Regions from separate parts of the Mus musculus genome. Here region 2 is linked to region 1. The links are chromatin loops, found by intact Hi-C in ENCODE. Cell type or tissue: left cerebral cortex. All regions are shown on one strand. Links, peaks and the distances in the headings refer to the core of each region. The heading gives the core; the rest is flanking DNA. Region 1 has its middle 42 kb from the start of Cyp3a41a. Region 2 has its middle 28 kb from the start of Cyp3a41b.

The links. Peaks named below come from ENCODE experiments on the same cell type or tissue, not always from the same donor. Only the 100,000 strongest peaks of a DNase experiment are listed, where the experiment ranks them.
Region 2: a loop joins it to region 1, with 3 times the contacts of the local background. A loop is called at or near these places in 23 of 42 quality-filtered maps.

The regions. Positions count from the first base shown.
Region 1 is chr5:145,757,816-145,766,158 of GRCm38, forward strand. No RefSeq gene overlaps it. Among named protein-coding and RNA genes, the nearest start is that of Cyp3a41a, 42 kb to the left of the region's middle. In left cerebral cortex, for the core only: no CTCF peak of the experiment used is centred there; no DNase peak of the experiment used is centred there.
Region 2 is chr5:145,608,729-145,617,071 of GRCm38, forward strand. No RefSeq gene overlaps it. Among named protein-coding and RNA genes, the nearest start is that of Cyp3a41b, 28 kb to the left of the region's middle. In left cerebral cortex, for the core only: no CTCF peak of the experiment used is centred there; no DNase peak of the experiment used is centred there.

The sequences.
Region 1 (8,343 bases), core at 213-8,212:
ATTGAAAGTAGCATTAGGTGGCCATTTAGACACATTATCTGAGAGATATTATGGCCAAGTCCAGCTGAAATATGCTTAGAAGACTTTAAATCAGGTGCTAGGTCTGAGTTTCTCCAAGAGGCATTCCAGTATAGATGCACTTCCCATGGGTGAGGAGAAGAGTCACATGTCTGAGCCCAAGGCATCCTAAGAGCACAGGTAGAACTAGAACAAGTAGAAACAAACTGGCCAGCCACATTGTCATGGTGCTCTACCAGGCTGAAAGCAATGTGTCCAAGGAAACATGGTTCACTCAGTACTAGGATTTACTAGAAAACAGGAGCCGTGACAGTAGAAGGATGACACAACTACTGATTTCCATAGTGAGGGTCAATAAAAAGGGCTGGCCATAGCCTAAAGACTGTATCTAGTAGTACGTCAACTCCCAGAGCCACTAGAGTTCTGGACATTCAGTGGTTACTCCATGAGGTCTAGGAAAGTGTGTTCACCGACCAGGAATGGGATACTCACCATCAGTTGGTGTTAGATGCAGAAATGTATGGATCAGATGTCAGAAAGTAAGCATGTATCATGTGGATTGACGATAGGGTCCTAGCATGGAACCTCAACCCGCAGGAAGTCACACAAACTCTGGAATATACTATTTGAGTCTCAGCACCAAACATTGGATCTAAATGGCTTGATTCATAAGGTCACACAGTGCAACAGGTATCACTACGAAGGTTCATTCAGGGAAGTCAGAAGAGGGGATAGAGAGGGGACCTCTGGATGAATGTGGAAGAAAAAGAAAGGAGTGTGGAAGATGAGTTTTATCAGGGGCATAGCATATTCACAGGATGAGGGTATGGGACAGGAAGCAACTGTGGGAATGGGTCTCTCCTCAGCAGCTAGTGATGCCTCATCCTGTTGTCACTGGGCCCATAGGGATGGCTTTGCAGGAGTCTGATTGCTAACAATTTGCTAAATTAGATATTGATTTTAAAGATACCCACTGATTGTGGGTTTATAGGCCATATTCAGTGTAAGAGCAAGGAATTGCACTAATTGAGAAAAAATCTACAAATCAAAGAATCACAGCATGCATGGCAGAAGAAGTGCAAATGCCTTAACTCTATCACTGTGGGATCCAGTGCCATCTTCTGACCTCTAAGGACTCCTGTACAAACACAGACATGTGAATAAATAGAATTAACAAAACATCTTAACTTTTAGCAGCAGACTGGAGTTCAGTGTCCAGTGTTTGGTTTTAGATTCTGGGACAGGGTACTGAGGTGCATATATTACATATCAAAGCAGACATGGCCTCTAGTTTCTCCCAGCATCTCTCAGTTGCTATCTAGCATACCCTACTCACAATTCTGATCTTTCCACCCCTTCTCCCAGAGGCTCTCCCCTACATGATCAGGTATTTTGGTCTTCTTGTGCATCCTTCTCTTTATCCTTCTCTCTCTCCTTCTTTCCCTCTCTCTACATGTGTACTCTTTCTCCCTTTCTCTCCTTCTCTTCACCCTCCCCTCTTTCTCCTCCTCATAGCAATAAATCTACCCATGTATACTGTAATCTGGCTTGTACTGGCTCACTTGGCTTGCAAAGAAATAGCTTATCAGACATTACTCATTTGTTACCAAGAAAAGCCTTGGATGTTTGGTTTCAGATCTTAAGGCAAGGGAATAAGTTGTGCATTTTATATACCAAAGCTGACCAGGCCTTCAGATTTTTCTAGCTTCCCTCATTTTCTTCCTGGCTTACCTGTCCCTAACCTTGAATTTTGTAGCACCGGGGATGGGTCGCCTTCCCCAGAAGTTCCCTCTATTATTCCAGTCAGTTTTATCCCCCCACTTGCTTTCTTCCTCTGTCTGCATGGGCTTTTTCTCTACTCTTCCCCTCAACTCTGTTTCTCTTCACTTTGCAAATTCTATGTTCTCCTTCTTTTGGAGACAGCCTGGGAGCATCTTTACATTAACCTGCAAATTTCATTCATATGTATATATCTTGAATTGGTTTATTTGCCTGGCAGAGAAATAACTTATCACCCAGCTCCTAACTCTGATAGCGCACAGCCTTCTGTAACTTTTTATTTAGACAGTAGATACCATTTTCTGGTCTCCATGAGTGGCCTCTTCCACATACCACCCCTCAACACAGACACACACTCTGAAATAAACATAATTGAAAATAAAATTTGTAAACAAAAAATTTGATTTTCTCTTAACTCCTCTGTGAGTGTACATTCTGACAAGACTTATGATATTCTCCTCATCTACTCAGTGATGGTTCATTTTAACATGACTTATGGTTTTCTTCTCATCTCCTCTGTGATGGTCCATCTTAACATGACTTAAGATTTTCTCATCTCCTGTGTGATAGTCTATCCTGAGATGAGTCATGATTTTCTCCTCATCTCCTCTCTGAGAGTCCATCCTGACATATCTTATGATTTTCTCAAATCCACTGTAATGGTCCATCCTAACATTACTCTTGGTTTTCTCATCTCCTCTGTGATGATCCATCCTGACATGACTTATGATGATCTTATCTGTTTTGCGATGGTTCATCTTGACATGACTTATGTTTTTCTCATTTCCTCTCTTATGGTCCATCTTAAAATAATTATGATATTCTTCTCATCTGCTCTGTGAGGGTCCAATCCTGACATGACATATGATATTCTCCTTATCTCTTCTGTGAAGGTCTGTCCTTACATGACTTACTTGAAATGTTTCCTTACTTCCAGCATGTGCAACATGGAGATTACAACTCAGTCAATTATGTTTATTTTTGCTTCCTACAAACCCACCAGCAGCACACTTTCCTTTGGCCTGTATTCCCTGCTCGCTCACCATGATAGCTAGAAGAACCTGCGGGAGAACGATAGGGCTTTGCCCAATAAGGTAAGAGGATGGTGTAAGAGGGAAATAGAGAAGCATCAACAAAAACACTTTCTTATCACCCACAATGGTGTGTGTGTGTGTGTGTGTGTGTGTGTGTGTGTGTCTGTGTGTCTGTGTGTGTGTCGCTTCTGTCTCTGACCAGCAGAAAAGAGCGACGACACAGCATTCTTCTCAAAGCAGTTTATTCAGGAACCTTTCAACATGCAAGCAGGAATCTCTGTCTCTGTCTTTGACCACAATCCCTTATATATCCCCTCGTCAACGCCCCATCAGCCCAGTCTGAGTAATCTCAGTTCATTGGCCTTCGTCAAATGGCCTGATCTTGCATCATGGTGTGCCTGCACAGCTCTCACGATGGATGTGGCTTATTTTCGGGTGTATGAAGAAGTCAGGTGCAAGCATAAGACTTGGCTGCAGTCCCCAGTGCCATCTTGAGACTACCAACACACCCGCTCCCCACTTCTCCCCCTTTTTTCTATTTTGACAGAGAGAATGCCTGCCTTAGGTTTCCCCCTGAGACAATGCCTCTTACCAGTCATTAGGAGACAAACAGCTTTGGTTTGATCCCTGTCTTGTGTTGGAGTCTTACCCATCATTGACTACTTTTCTAGCATGCCAAGCCACACTTGAGGAGACTGTCCTGTCTCCAGAGCTGCAAAAGCCTGTATCATCAAGGCTTGGGTTCTGAGCTGATGAAACTTTATACGGCAAATGCACCAAAAGACCAGGATGCTGATTAATATCAGACACAGGGTAAGTCCACCAATTCTGGCATACTCTTTCAAGCAGGAGACAGCTATAGATCCAGCTGGCCAGTCCTTCAACCATGTATGTGTCCACATGGGTTGAGTTAATATGGACTATGGATTGTCTCAATTCCCGAACTAATCCATCAAAATGCTGAGACCAATTTCCTGTAAGGTACTGGGATATAGTGTGGGATAAATGAGCAGCACGACTGGCATTCACAAATGGTATAGATGTGACACACAGTCCCGGATATTTCCACTCACAACCCAATTGTGCTAACTCCATCAAAACATCCACTTGTTCCTGGACTAAATCAACCCTTTGATTCCGCAACAAAATTCCTGCTTTCAGCTGGCTAATAATATTTCCCTGAACATTCAAAGCTTCTGCAACACCCACAGATAAATTATTCACAGCTGCTGCTGTTTGTACCACAGAGGTAAAGGATATGGCCGAAGCCATGGCTGTGGTGGAGCAGTGACAATGGCCGCAGTAATGCCAAAAATCCCTCTTAGGTCTAAACAAAGACATAGCAGAAGGAGCTTGAACAGGCCAAGGTACAGAGTGAGGCATCCTAGTCACAACAGCTAAATGATATTCAGATACATTCCAGCATATACTATAATAACAAATATCACTACTACAATTAACAACATTATTCTCATAACTACCATTATAAACAATAAACACAAAATGAGACCACAAACAAACAGGTGTAGCCTTAAAGGAAGCATTACGCCCTCCAGCAAGTTGAGATACAGAGGTTTCAAACCCACTAGACTCATTCCAATAAAAACTTGCATCACCCCATGCCCCTCCCACTAGCATACTCAGAGGAGAAAGATCTGTGCAACTACCATTCACACCATACAACAAACACACATTAAAAGGATTACTAGCTCCTACTTGAGCTGGATTTTGATAGGTCCAATTATATCCTGAAAATGAGCCATTATGGACTGTGCCAATATAAGGAGAAAAGGTAAAATATTTCTTTACAGCCCAAGCTGCCTTTCTAGACTGACACCCAGTCCATGGCAGAAGGGAATCAGAGCTACCCTTGCAAAAGGGAGCCCATCTAGGTTGGGGAGGTATGGTATCATTGTCTTTGGAAAAAATGACAGGCCACACCCCTTGAATCCATGTGGCATTAGCTTTAGTAAAACTATTAATTGGCATGTCAAGCCATGCTGCTGTTTGATTATACATTTGAACGCAGCCACTATTCTGAGAAATATTTTGAATCATTTGAAAGCACAGCAACTCCCTCAACTAAAGCTGCATCGGTTCCTGCACAGTCGCTATTTCCCCATCTCATGGTAAAAAGGGTAACTGCAGCAAAGCATTAGATGTGAAAAATCGAGGGAACACTCGTGCCGAATGCGTCAATGACATGGGTTTGGGAACACAGATAAGATTCCCCAATGTGGATCTTCAGTCATCACCATGGGAAGTATCCTCAACACCAGGAACATCCATGCCATCCCCACTCCTCTCATTTTGGACTGCTCTGATCAACCTCTCCGGGACCCACAGTGGCTGTTGATGATCCTGGGAACTTACCAGCTAGCTGCCCTGACTGCGATGAGTTCTGAACGAAGAGAAGGGTCCCCATAAGGGCCACCACTTATTGCTTCTGTCTCTGAACAGCAGAAAAGAGAGACAACACAGCTTTCTTCTCAAAGCAGTTTATTCAGGAACATTTCAACATGCAAGCAGGAATCTCTCTCTCTGTGTATGACCACAATCCCTTATATATCCCCTCAACCACACACCACCAGGCCAGTCCAAGTAATCTCAGTTCATTGGCTTTCGTCAAATGGCCTGATCTTTCATCATGGTGTGCCTACTCAGCTCTCACAATGGATGTGGCTTATTTTCGGGTGTATGAGGAAGTCAGGTGCAAGTCATAAGACTTGGCTGCAGTCCTGGACACCATCTTGGGACTAATGCCAGACCCGCTCCCCACATCTGTGTATGTGTTTGACACAACGCACACACACACACACACACACACACACACACACACACAAACACACACATACAGAGAGAGAGAGACAGAGGAATTGAAAAGTTTGGTGTGTGTACATGTCTGTGTTAAGGTGTTTGTAAGTGGGCATGTGAGTATATGCTTGTAAGATTGTATATGAGTGTTTGTGTGTGTGTGTGTGTGAAGGTTAGAGGACAACTTTGGGGTTGGTCCTTCCTTTTTTTCCTAATTTTACACAGGGTTTCTTTGTTGCCACTGCTGCATACATCAAACACTCTAGCCCATGAATTTAGGGACTCTTCAGTTGCTACCTTCCATTTTGCTGTGAGAAGACTGAGATTACAGATCTGCATTTACATGATGGTGTGTGTGTTTGTGTGTGTGTGTGCATTGTGTATGTGTGTATGTGTGAGTGTGTATGTGCATGTGTTACACATCTGGGATTTAAGAGGAATCAGATTTCAGGTCCTTACACTTCCATAGCAAACATGCACACCACGAGCCATCTTTCAAATTCCAGTGATTTTATTTTACATTTTTGTATGTACGTATGTATGTATGTATGTATGTATGTATGTATGTATGTATGTGTATGTATGTATGTATGCATTTATGTAAGTATATATGTATATGTGTGTGTATATGTATGGGGGTGTGGGGCATTGGGCTATGCACAGACAGTCTGGTCTCCAGTAGAGCTGAGATTTTGAACCCTGGGACCTAGTGGTCATAATTTACCCACATGGGACAAAAGAAGTTCTCTCATGTCTCCTGGAACTCTGGCTCCTGTCTAAGTTACCACCCCTCTCAGCCACCACAAGAGAAGCATGCCTAGCAGTCATGTATGAAATGCCCCAAGCTTCTGCCCTTCAGGCTACACTCTTCCCCAGTTACCTAGCTACACTAAAGACCATAAGAGGGGATCCTTGGCCCAACATCACTCTCTCCTTCCTTTGTTCTCTTACCTCACACTTCTCTCACTCCTCTCTTTTTCTCCTCTCCTCTCTTCTCCTCTCCTCTCCTCTCCTCTCCTCTCCTCTCTCCCTCTTGCTCTTACTCTCTTTCTCTCTAGCCTTTCCCTCCTCTCTCTCCTCCCTTCTCTCTTTCTCTCTGCCTTTCTATAATAAAGCTCTAAAACCATAGACAGTCTCTGTTCATAAGGGCTGTGCTCACTCTTGAGGTGTGAGAACCTCTCTTCCCTCATCCCTATCTCCCATAACCCCAGGGCTACAGGGTGTGGTGCTGGGTCTCCCATGTCGGGGCTATCCCTTTTCCACACCCTGTTGAGCGAGTCAGAGGTTTGGATGCCCACCCAGGGCTGAGTGAATGCATCTGTTGGCCTTCCTGCATCCTCCTGTCCAGAGCATAGGTGGAACTCTGGTGGGACATGGGTCCTCCCTCCCCCTCTTCTTCAGGCCCCTTTTTAGTTCCTACATGGGGGCATGTGTGCTGCAGCATATGTGTTAAGGTCAAATGATAATCTGAAGGAATTTGTTCTCTCTTTCGGCTGCATGAGTTTTAAGGGTCCAAATCAGGTTAGTAGTTTCAGAGGCAGGTGACTTTGCTCCCTGAGCTGTCTGAGTAGCACTTGATAACTTGTAACAGGAGTAAAAGCACTGGTTTTTTCCCAGAACCATTTAGAAGTTATCATAAACGGCAACAAAAGGAGACATGGGCAATACATTTTCTCATGGCAACAGGAGGTTTCTGTAACACAGGGCTGGGCCTGGTGTGTGTCTGTTATCTAGGACCAGGAAATACCAACTAAGCAACATGCACACATTCTGAGTGATGTAAAAGATATGCAGTTATCAGTCAGATCTCTGAATTGTTCAATGATAGTGCTGGATATGCTGTGTACCAGCTGTACCCCGAGAGATCCTAGAATGGGCCTTGATAGAGGTGCGTGGATTGACTCAGCTCTGTGTCATGATTCCCCCTATATATTTATAGTTATAAAAGAAGCCAGGGTGTGAGCCTTATTGTCTAAATCATAAGCCAAACACTCTCTCTCTCTCTCTGTCTCTCTGTCTCTCTCTCTGTAAAAATGTGTGTTTGTGTGTGTGTGTGTGTGTGTGTGTGTGTGTGTGTGTGTGTAGGTCATAGAGCTACATTATAGACATTTCTAAATCACTTTCGACCATGACTTTAGATGGGATATCTCACTAAACCTGGAGGTGATCCATTTGGCTAGGCTTTTTAGCCAATGAGCAAGAGGCATGCACTGTCTCAGTCTACATACTGCTGGAATTATAGATGGGTTACACTCTGTCTAGCTTTATAAATGATTTGTGTCTGAACTTATATCCTCAGGCTTGCATAATAGAAACTTCACTAATTGAACATCTTCCAGGCCACAGGTGATAATTATTTCACTTTGTAAGGAGCTTGAGAAACTGCACAATGGGTAAGTCTTCCACGGGATCCATTCATATTTGAGTCCTAGCAACCAAAGGGCCGTTCTCAACTGCTCTGACTCTAGGTACAGGAGACATGATGCCCTCTTTTGGCTTCTGTGAGCAGTGTACTCATGTGGTACACATACACACATACACAAAAATCACCTACACACATAAAATAAAGCAAAAGTCTAAAACCCCTTTAAAATGTGCTAACTAAAGTCCTTTGAGATGCTGAGCTTGATTTTGAAGCTGCTGAGAAATCAGCAATAGACACACTTAAAGTCAAATCTGAAAATATCGGAACAAATGT
Region 2 (8,343 bases), core at 282-8,281, 150 kb before region 1:
CCGAGCCCCATTGGCCCAAGTTAGAAGTAGACATCTGTGTCCTCGCATTGGGTGCAGATGCCGCCTGGGGCACCCCTGATTATTATATGCCTCAATTAACAGCAGTTAACACAGGTGATAAAAAGATTGATCCAGGTTGCAGCAGTGATATACGTCGTGCTGCCCTGGCCTTACATACTGGAGGTATATGCCTGTCCGGAAACTCATCGAGATAGATCTCTAAATTATAAATGTGGATATGAAAATGATTTTTACTGCACCTCTTGGGGTTGTGAAACCACTGGGGATACCTATTGGACCCCATCCTCCTCTTGGGATTATGTCACAGTTAAACAACTTTACCCCAATTCCAAAGTCACCTCCCCTGGAAAACAACCCCTTAATAGCTATTGTTCCCCCAATTCTTCTAGACAAGGGTGGTGCAACCCATTACAAATTGGCTTTACAACAGCCACAAGGACTGCTGACTGGACCAAGAGAGGATTTTCTTGGGGGTTGTGCATATATAAACAGGGCATAGATTAGGGATTGACATTCAAGATTAAACTACAAAAGGAAATCCCTAACAAATATGAAGCATCTATATAGGACCTAACCCCCAATTACATCACCCTCATTCCCCAAACAGTACCCTACTCCCAGGTACCCGCCCCACTGTTCCTGCCCCAGGGTGTGCTATGACCCTATTTCCGCCCACTCTCCCTGCAGGGGGCCCCCCTCTTCCACTGATTTTCTGTGGTCTATATTGAATGCTTCTGCTTTAGCCTTGTTGGATAAGACACAAAGAGATAATGCGTCAGAATTTGAGGATTGTTGGATGTGCTTTTCTGCTTCCCCACCCTTTTATGAGGGCATAGCCTTATTTGGAAAAATTTACGCTGCTTTCAGATGCTAGGCAGCTCCCCTTCGAGTCAGTTCAGCTTACCTGGACAGAACTCTCTGGGGTAGGAAGTTGTGTGTTGGGTCCAAGTATGGTTCACCACGGCCCTTGCTAGAGATTTGCAATAACATGTTTAGAGTAAATAAAAATGGGTTTTCTTATCTTCTTGCCCCAAATGATACCTTTTTGGCATGTTCCACGGGCCTTACACGGTACATTATTATACAAGATTTTATAAATAATAGAGATTATTGTGTCTTGGTTCAGCTTGATCCAAATTTTAGTATTCATAAGTCAGATGACTTATTAAAGTTTTGGGACCGAGGTGACTCCTTGCCATCCCGCCACAAAAGAGAGCCTATCTCAGCGGTGACCCTTGCAGTCCTTCATGGCCTGGGTGCTGCTGGGACTGGGACTGGAATCACAGCCCTTGTGTCATCTCAATAGAATGTGCGCAATTACCATCTGCTCAATGAGGCTATTAGCCAAGATATAGAGAATATAAAAAGGGGCCTAGATGATCTTACTGATTCCTTGTTCTCCCTTTCAGAAGTTGCCCTTCAAAATAGAAGGGGATTAGATTTGCTCTTTCTACAACAAGGAAGCTTATGTGCTGCACTTAAGGAAGAATGCTGCGTATATGTTGATAAAACTGGATTAGTTAATGATAGCATTGCCAAGGTTACTGCCAGTTTAGAAAAAAGAGAAAAAGAGAGAACAACAAGAGTCATGGTACCAAAATTGGTTTTCAACCTCCCCCTGGCTTTCAATCTTGTTGCCCTCCCATTTGGGGCCCCTATTAGGACTCCTATTATTGATTTCCTTCGTTCCTTGGGCATTTCAGAAATTGATCCGATTTGTTAAATCTCAAATTGATTCATCTCTTTCAAGCACATCGGTTTCAGTTCATTTCCATCGGCTGGACATTGGCAATAACAAGCAGGTTACTGGAGAAGAGTCAGACATGGATACAGCTTCATCACCTTTGTCTCGAGGAGAGAGACTCAATTTCCATAAAATGCTTAAGTAAGATCATTCCCCTCCCCCTAAATTTGGCCATTGGTCTCATGCCACGAATCATTTATAGATTGCCATAGTCTGTGCTTCCGACATGGTAATATACATTCTCGCCACATTGGAAACTAAACAGTCATCCCAGGCTAGACACATCGAAAAATTGGAACTTGAAGCCTTTGCCCGTGAGAGTTGTAAGGCTATTGGTAATGGACTCTAGATTCCCCATATAAAAGACACACAATTCTGATATTCTATTTAGAAGCTGTATGCCTAGACTGGGCAAGCTTTGGAACCATTCTTACTTATATGCCAGGCATATGTCCCTTGTTACTTGCTGTTTCTCCTGGACCCTCTCCTCTCATGCCAACCTCCTCTTCTTCTCTCCCTACTGTCTTTCTATTGGGACCCCTCAATTTATCCTCAAATCCCTTTTTCTCTCTTTACTGTCCTTCACATGTTTTGGCCTTTTATTGACCAGTTGACTTGGGAAGCAAAGTTTACATAGTATCACTTGGGGTATAGGAGGATTGCCTGATTAGGGGCAATAAGATCTTGTGGACAGTATTTAGCATTTGAACACATAGCAGCAGCAGAGTAAGCCCAATATGTATCTTTTAAAATTTACTGTAACAGTAGCTGATGTGGAATCTGGATGCTTCCTGGTTTAGCCATTCCTGCTTTTGTTCCTTGATGACTCAAACAAGTGTAGCCACACTTGTGAATTTAAGAAAGATAAGTTCTCAGAAAGGAGAGTATTAAGCTTCTGCACTCCTGATCCAGCTCTGACCTCTAACCTTACCATTGACCTTCCAGTTTTCCAACTTCTCTTTCTACTTCCAGCACCAAGTGGACTTTCTTCATCTGATGATAAATGCTCATGATAATACCAAAGACAATGAGTCTCATAAAGGTAACCAAGACCTTCCTTGTCTATGGACAAGGATGCTATTGGGGAGTGTGCTGGTTGTTTAGAAAATATGTATGGAGGCTTTTCTAAGTAGAGAAATACTTCTGTTGAGTTGCTTAAGACATGGCTATTTGTTGGAAACAAAAAAAGCTGGGAGGTCCTGAGGTTGGCCCTGGAGAAGAAGGTCAAGGGAATGGGGCCAAATGTCTGACGAGAGTTACTGGGCTCTGGTCAGGCGGACGCAGGCAGAGCTCCCAGATGCTTTCCAGTTGGCTTCAGTGTGCCTCTAAGTGTCTGACCCCACTCCGCAAGGGGTGGAAAAGGGGTATCCCCCGACCAGGGACCCCGGGGCTATAGGAGAGAGGGATGGGGGAAGAGATTCCCAAAACCTGTGAAGGTGGCACAGCATATCTTGATGGAGCCGAGACTATGGTTTAAGAGCTTTATTATAGAAATGCAGGGAGAAAGAGGAAGGTAGAAAGAGAGAGTGGGGAGAGGAGAGAGGAGAGAGGAGAAAGAAGACAAAGAGAAAGGAAAGGGGTGAGAAAAGCGAGAGGAATGAGAGGTAAAGAAACAAAGGAGTAAGAGAAGAGAGCAAGTTGGGGGCCGAACAACTTTTTGATGGACTTTACTGTCCCTAGATAACTGGGGAGGAGTTTAGTCTGAAGGTCAGAAGCTTTGTCCATTGTCTATGTGACTACTGACCATGCTTCTCTTGTGGGGGCTGTGGGAGGTGGTACCTTAGGCAGGGGCCAGTGTTCCAGCAGCATGAGAGAAAACCTACAATGCCATGTAGGTGATTTATGACCATCCGGGTTCAGACCTCATCTCCACTGGTGACCAGCCTGCAATTCCCCACAGCTATTATCTCCAAGGAGTTTTCTGTGAGCACATGGATATAAGACTGCTCCTAATAAATGTTAACCATAATGGATATCTCCAGTGATATGTGTGATATCTGAAAAGGAAATAAGTTATAACTTATTTCTCTAACTATAATGCCAACTGGGGTATTATAGTTCCATTGCTGATCTGTCTGTCTGTCTGTCTGTCTGTCTGTCTGTCTGTCTGTCTGTCTGTCTGTCTGTCAGTCTGTCTGTCTAACTATCTATCTAACTATTATGGAAGATTAGAATATACAATTGAGTAAAAAAAAAGTGTAATGACAAAATTCTTTAACCAAAGTTGAAGATTTAGAAATATAGGATTCCTGTCTTTCATTTGGGTGAAATTTCATAGCTAGAAAAACTTGAGAGGAGGAACAGGAAGAACAGATAAAAGGTTTAGAGCAAAGATAATATTTAAAAGGTGAACTTAGCTTGTTAAACCCTAATTGTAGGGACCCAAAAATCAATTCCAATGCAATTATGTATGGAGTCTCCATTACGACCTTGCTTGCAAGCTTTCCCATGATCCCTGTCACAGCAGGACAGAGTGAAGGCTGGAATTTAGAGGTGCAGGGTATTTATTGTGATTACAGCATGCTAGGGGAATTTCAGTATGGGTCAGCAAGTTAGTACTTTTCAAACTTCATTTCTGGCTTAATCTGCAGGAGCTGAACTTGTCCTCACAGACAGGATGATCAGGTTAACTGTTCTCTGCAGGATGTCTTAGGTTATCTCTATGTACCTTGAGATGGCTGTTGTAGCTTGACTAGCTGTTGCTAAGTGGGGTGGGAGAGTTGTCATAGGATATTTGCTCAGATGGATTTGTGATTTTGTTCCTGGAACTGGAGTTTAGCTCCTTGTCTCATACAAAATAGAGTTTCATTGAAAATGATCTTGGTTTTGCTTTACAAGGGAACCTTCTTCCATTTACTGAGTTTCTGGTAATGATTGTAAAGATCTCATATAATGGAATTGAAAGTAGCATTAGGTGGCCATTTAGACACATTATCTGAGAGATATTATGGCCAAGTCCAGCTGAAATATGCTTAGAAGACTTTAAATCAGGTGCTAGGTCTGAGTTTCTCCAAGAGGCATTCCAGTATAGATACACTTCCCATGGGTGAGGAGAAGAGTCACAGGTCTGAGCCCAAGGCATCCTAAGGACACAGGTAGAGCTAGAACAAGTAGAAACAAACTGGCCAGCCACATTGTCATGGTGCTGTACCAGGCTGAAAGCAATGTGTCCAAGGAAACATGGTTCACTCAGTACTAGGATTTACTAGAAAACAGGAGCCGTGACAGTAGAAGGATGACACAACTACTGAGGTCCATAGTGAGGGTCAATAAAAAGGGCTGGCCATAGCCTAAAGACTGTATCTAGTAGTACGTCAACTCCCAGAGCCACTAGAGTTCTGGACATTCAGTGGTTACTCCGTGAGGTCTAGGGAAGTGTGTTCACCGACCAGGAATGGGATACTCACCATCATTTGGTGTTAGATGCAGAAATGTATGGATCAGATGTCAGAAAGTAAGCATGTATCATGTGGATTGAAGATAGGGTCCTAGCATGGAACCTCAACCCGCAGGAAGTCACACAAACTCTGGAATATACTATTTGAGTCTCAGCACCAAACATTGGATCTAAATGGCTTGATTCATAAGGTCACACAGTGCAACAAGTATCACTACGAAGGTTCATTCAGGGAAGTCAGGGGAGGGGATAGAGAGGGGCCCTCTGGATGAATGTGGAAGAAAAAGAAAGGAGTGTGGAAGATGAGTTTTATCAGGGGTATAGCATATTCACAGGATGAGGGTATGGGACAGGAAGCAACTGTGGGAATGGGTCTCTCCTCAGCAGCTAGTGATGCCTCATCCTGTTGTGACTGGGCCCATAGGGATGGCTTTGCAGGAGTCTGATTGCTAACAATTTGCTAAATTAGATATTGATTTTAAAGATACCCACTGATTGTGGGTTTGTAGGCCATATTCAGTGTAAGAGCAAGGAATTGCACTAATTGATAAAAATCTACAAATCAAAGAATCACAGCATGCATGGCAGAAGAAGTGAAAATGCCTTAACTCTATCACTGTGGGATCCAGTGCCATCTTCTGACCTCTAAGGACTCCTGTACAAACACAGACATGTGAATAATTAGAATTAACAAAACATCTTAACTTTTAGCAGCAGACTGGAGTTCAGTGTCCAGTGTTTGGTTTTAGATTCTGGGACAGGGTACTGAGGTGCATATATTACATATCAAAGCAGACATGGCCTCTAGTTTCTCCCAGCATCCCTCAGTTGCTATCTAGCATACCCTACTCACAATTCTGATCTTACCACCCCTTCTCCCAGAGGCTCTCCCCTACATGATCAGGTATTTTGGTCTTCTTGTGCATCCTTCTCTTTATCCTTCTCTCTCTCCTTCTTTCCCTCTCTCTACATGTGTACTCTTTCTCCCTTTCTCTCCTTCTCTTCGCCCTCCCCTTTTTCTCCTCCTCATAGCAATAAATCTACCCATGTATAATGTAATCTGGCTTGTACTGGCTCACTTGGCTTGCAAAGAAATAGCTTATCAGACATTACTCATTTGTTACCAAGAAAATCCTTGGATGTTTGGTTTCAGATCTTAAGGCAAGGGAATAAGTTGTGCATTTTATATACCAAAGCTGACCAGGCCTTCAGATTTTTCTAGCTTCCCTCATTTTCTTCCTGGCATACCTGTCCATTACCTTGAATTTTGTAGCACCAGGGATGGGTCGCCATTCACCAGAAGTTCCCTCTATTATTCCAGTCAGTTTTATCCCCCCACTTGCTCTCTTCCTCTGTCTGCATGGGCTTTTTCTCTACTCTTCCCCTCAACTCTGTTTCTCTTCACTTTGCAAATTCTATATTCTCCTTCTTTTGGAGACAGCCTGGGAGCATCTTTACATTAAACCTGCAAATTTCATTCATATGTATATATCTTGAATTGGTTTATTTGCCTGGCAGAGAAATAACTTATCACCCAGCTCCTACCTCTGATAGCTCACAGACTTCAGTAACTTTTTATTTAGACAGTAGATACCATTTTCTGGTCTCCATGAGTGGCCTCTTCCACATACCACCCCTCAACACAGACACACACTCTGAAATAAACATAATTGAAAATAAAATTTGTAAACAAAAAATTTGATTTTCTCTTTAACTCCTCTGTGAGTGTACATTCTGACATGACTTATGATATTCTCCTCATCTACTCAGTGATGGTTCATTTTAACATGACTTATGGTTTTCTTCTCATCTCCTCTGTGATGGTCCATCTTCACATGACTTAAGATTTTCTCATCTCCTGTGTGATAGATAGTCTATCCTGAGATGAGTCATGATTTTCTCCTCATCTCGTCTCCGAGAGTCCATCCTGACATGTCTTATGATTTTCTCAACTCAGCTTTAATGATCCATCCTAACATGACTTGTTTTTCTCATCTCCTCTGTGATGATCCATCCTGACATGATTTATGATGATCTTATCTGTTCTGTGATGGTTCATCTTGACATGACTTATGTTTTTCTCATTTCCTCTCTTATGGTCCACCTTAAAATAATTATGATATTCTTCTCATCTGCTCTGTGAGGGTTCAATCCTGACATGACATATGATATTCTCCTTATCTCTTCTATGAAGGTCTGTCCTTACATGACTTACTTGAAATGTTTCCTTACTTCCAGCCCTGTCCAAATGGAGATCACAACTCAGTCAATTATGTTTATATTTGCTTCCTATAAACCCATCAGCAGCACACTTTCCTTTGGTCTGTATTCTCTGCTCACTTAGCATGATAGCTAGAAGAACCTGCAGGAGAACGATGAGGCTCTGCCCAATAAGGTAAGAGGATGGTGTAAGAGGGGAATAGAGAAGCCTCAACAAAAACACTTTCTCATCAACCACAATGTTGTGTGTGTGTGTGTTTGTGTGTGTGTCGCTTCTGTCTCTGACCAGCAGAAAAGAGCAACAACACAGCGTTCTTCTCAAAGCAGTTTATTCAGGAACCTTTCAACGTGCAAGCAGGAATCTCTCTCTGTCTTAGACCACAATCCCTTATATATCCCCTCAAACATGCCACATCAGCCTAGTCCAAGTAATCTCACTTCATTGGCCTTAGTCAAATGGCCTGATCTTGCGTCATGGTGTGCCTGCGCAGCTCTCACGATGGACGTGGCTTATTTTCGGGTGTATGAGGAAGTCAGGTGCAATCATAAAACTTGGCTGCAGTCCCGGGCACCATTTTGGGACTACTGCCACACCCGCTCCCCACTTCTCCCCCTTTTTTCTTTTTTGACAGAGAGAATGCCTGTCTTAGGTTGCCCCCTGAGGCAATGCCTCTTACCATCATTGGGAGACAAACAACTTTGGTTTGATCCTTGTCTTAGGTTGGAGTCTTACCCGTCATTGACTACTTCTCTAGCATACCAAGCCACACTTGAGGAGACTGTCCTGTCTCCAGAGCTTCAAAAGCTTGTATCATCATGGCTTGGATTCTGCGCTGATGAAACTGTAGAAGTCAAATGCACCAAAAGGCCAGGATGCTGATTAATATCAGACACAGTGTAAGTCCAACAATTCTGGCCCACTCTTTCAAGCGGGAGACACCTGTAGATCGAGCTGGCCAGT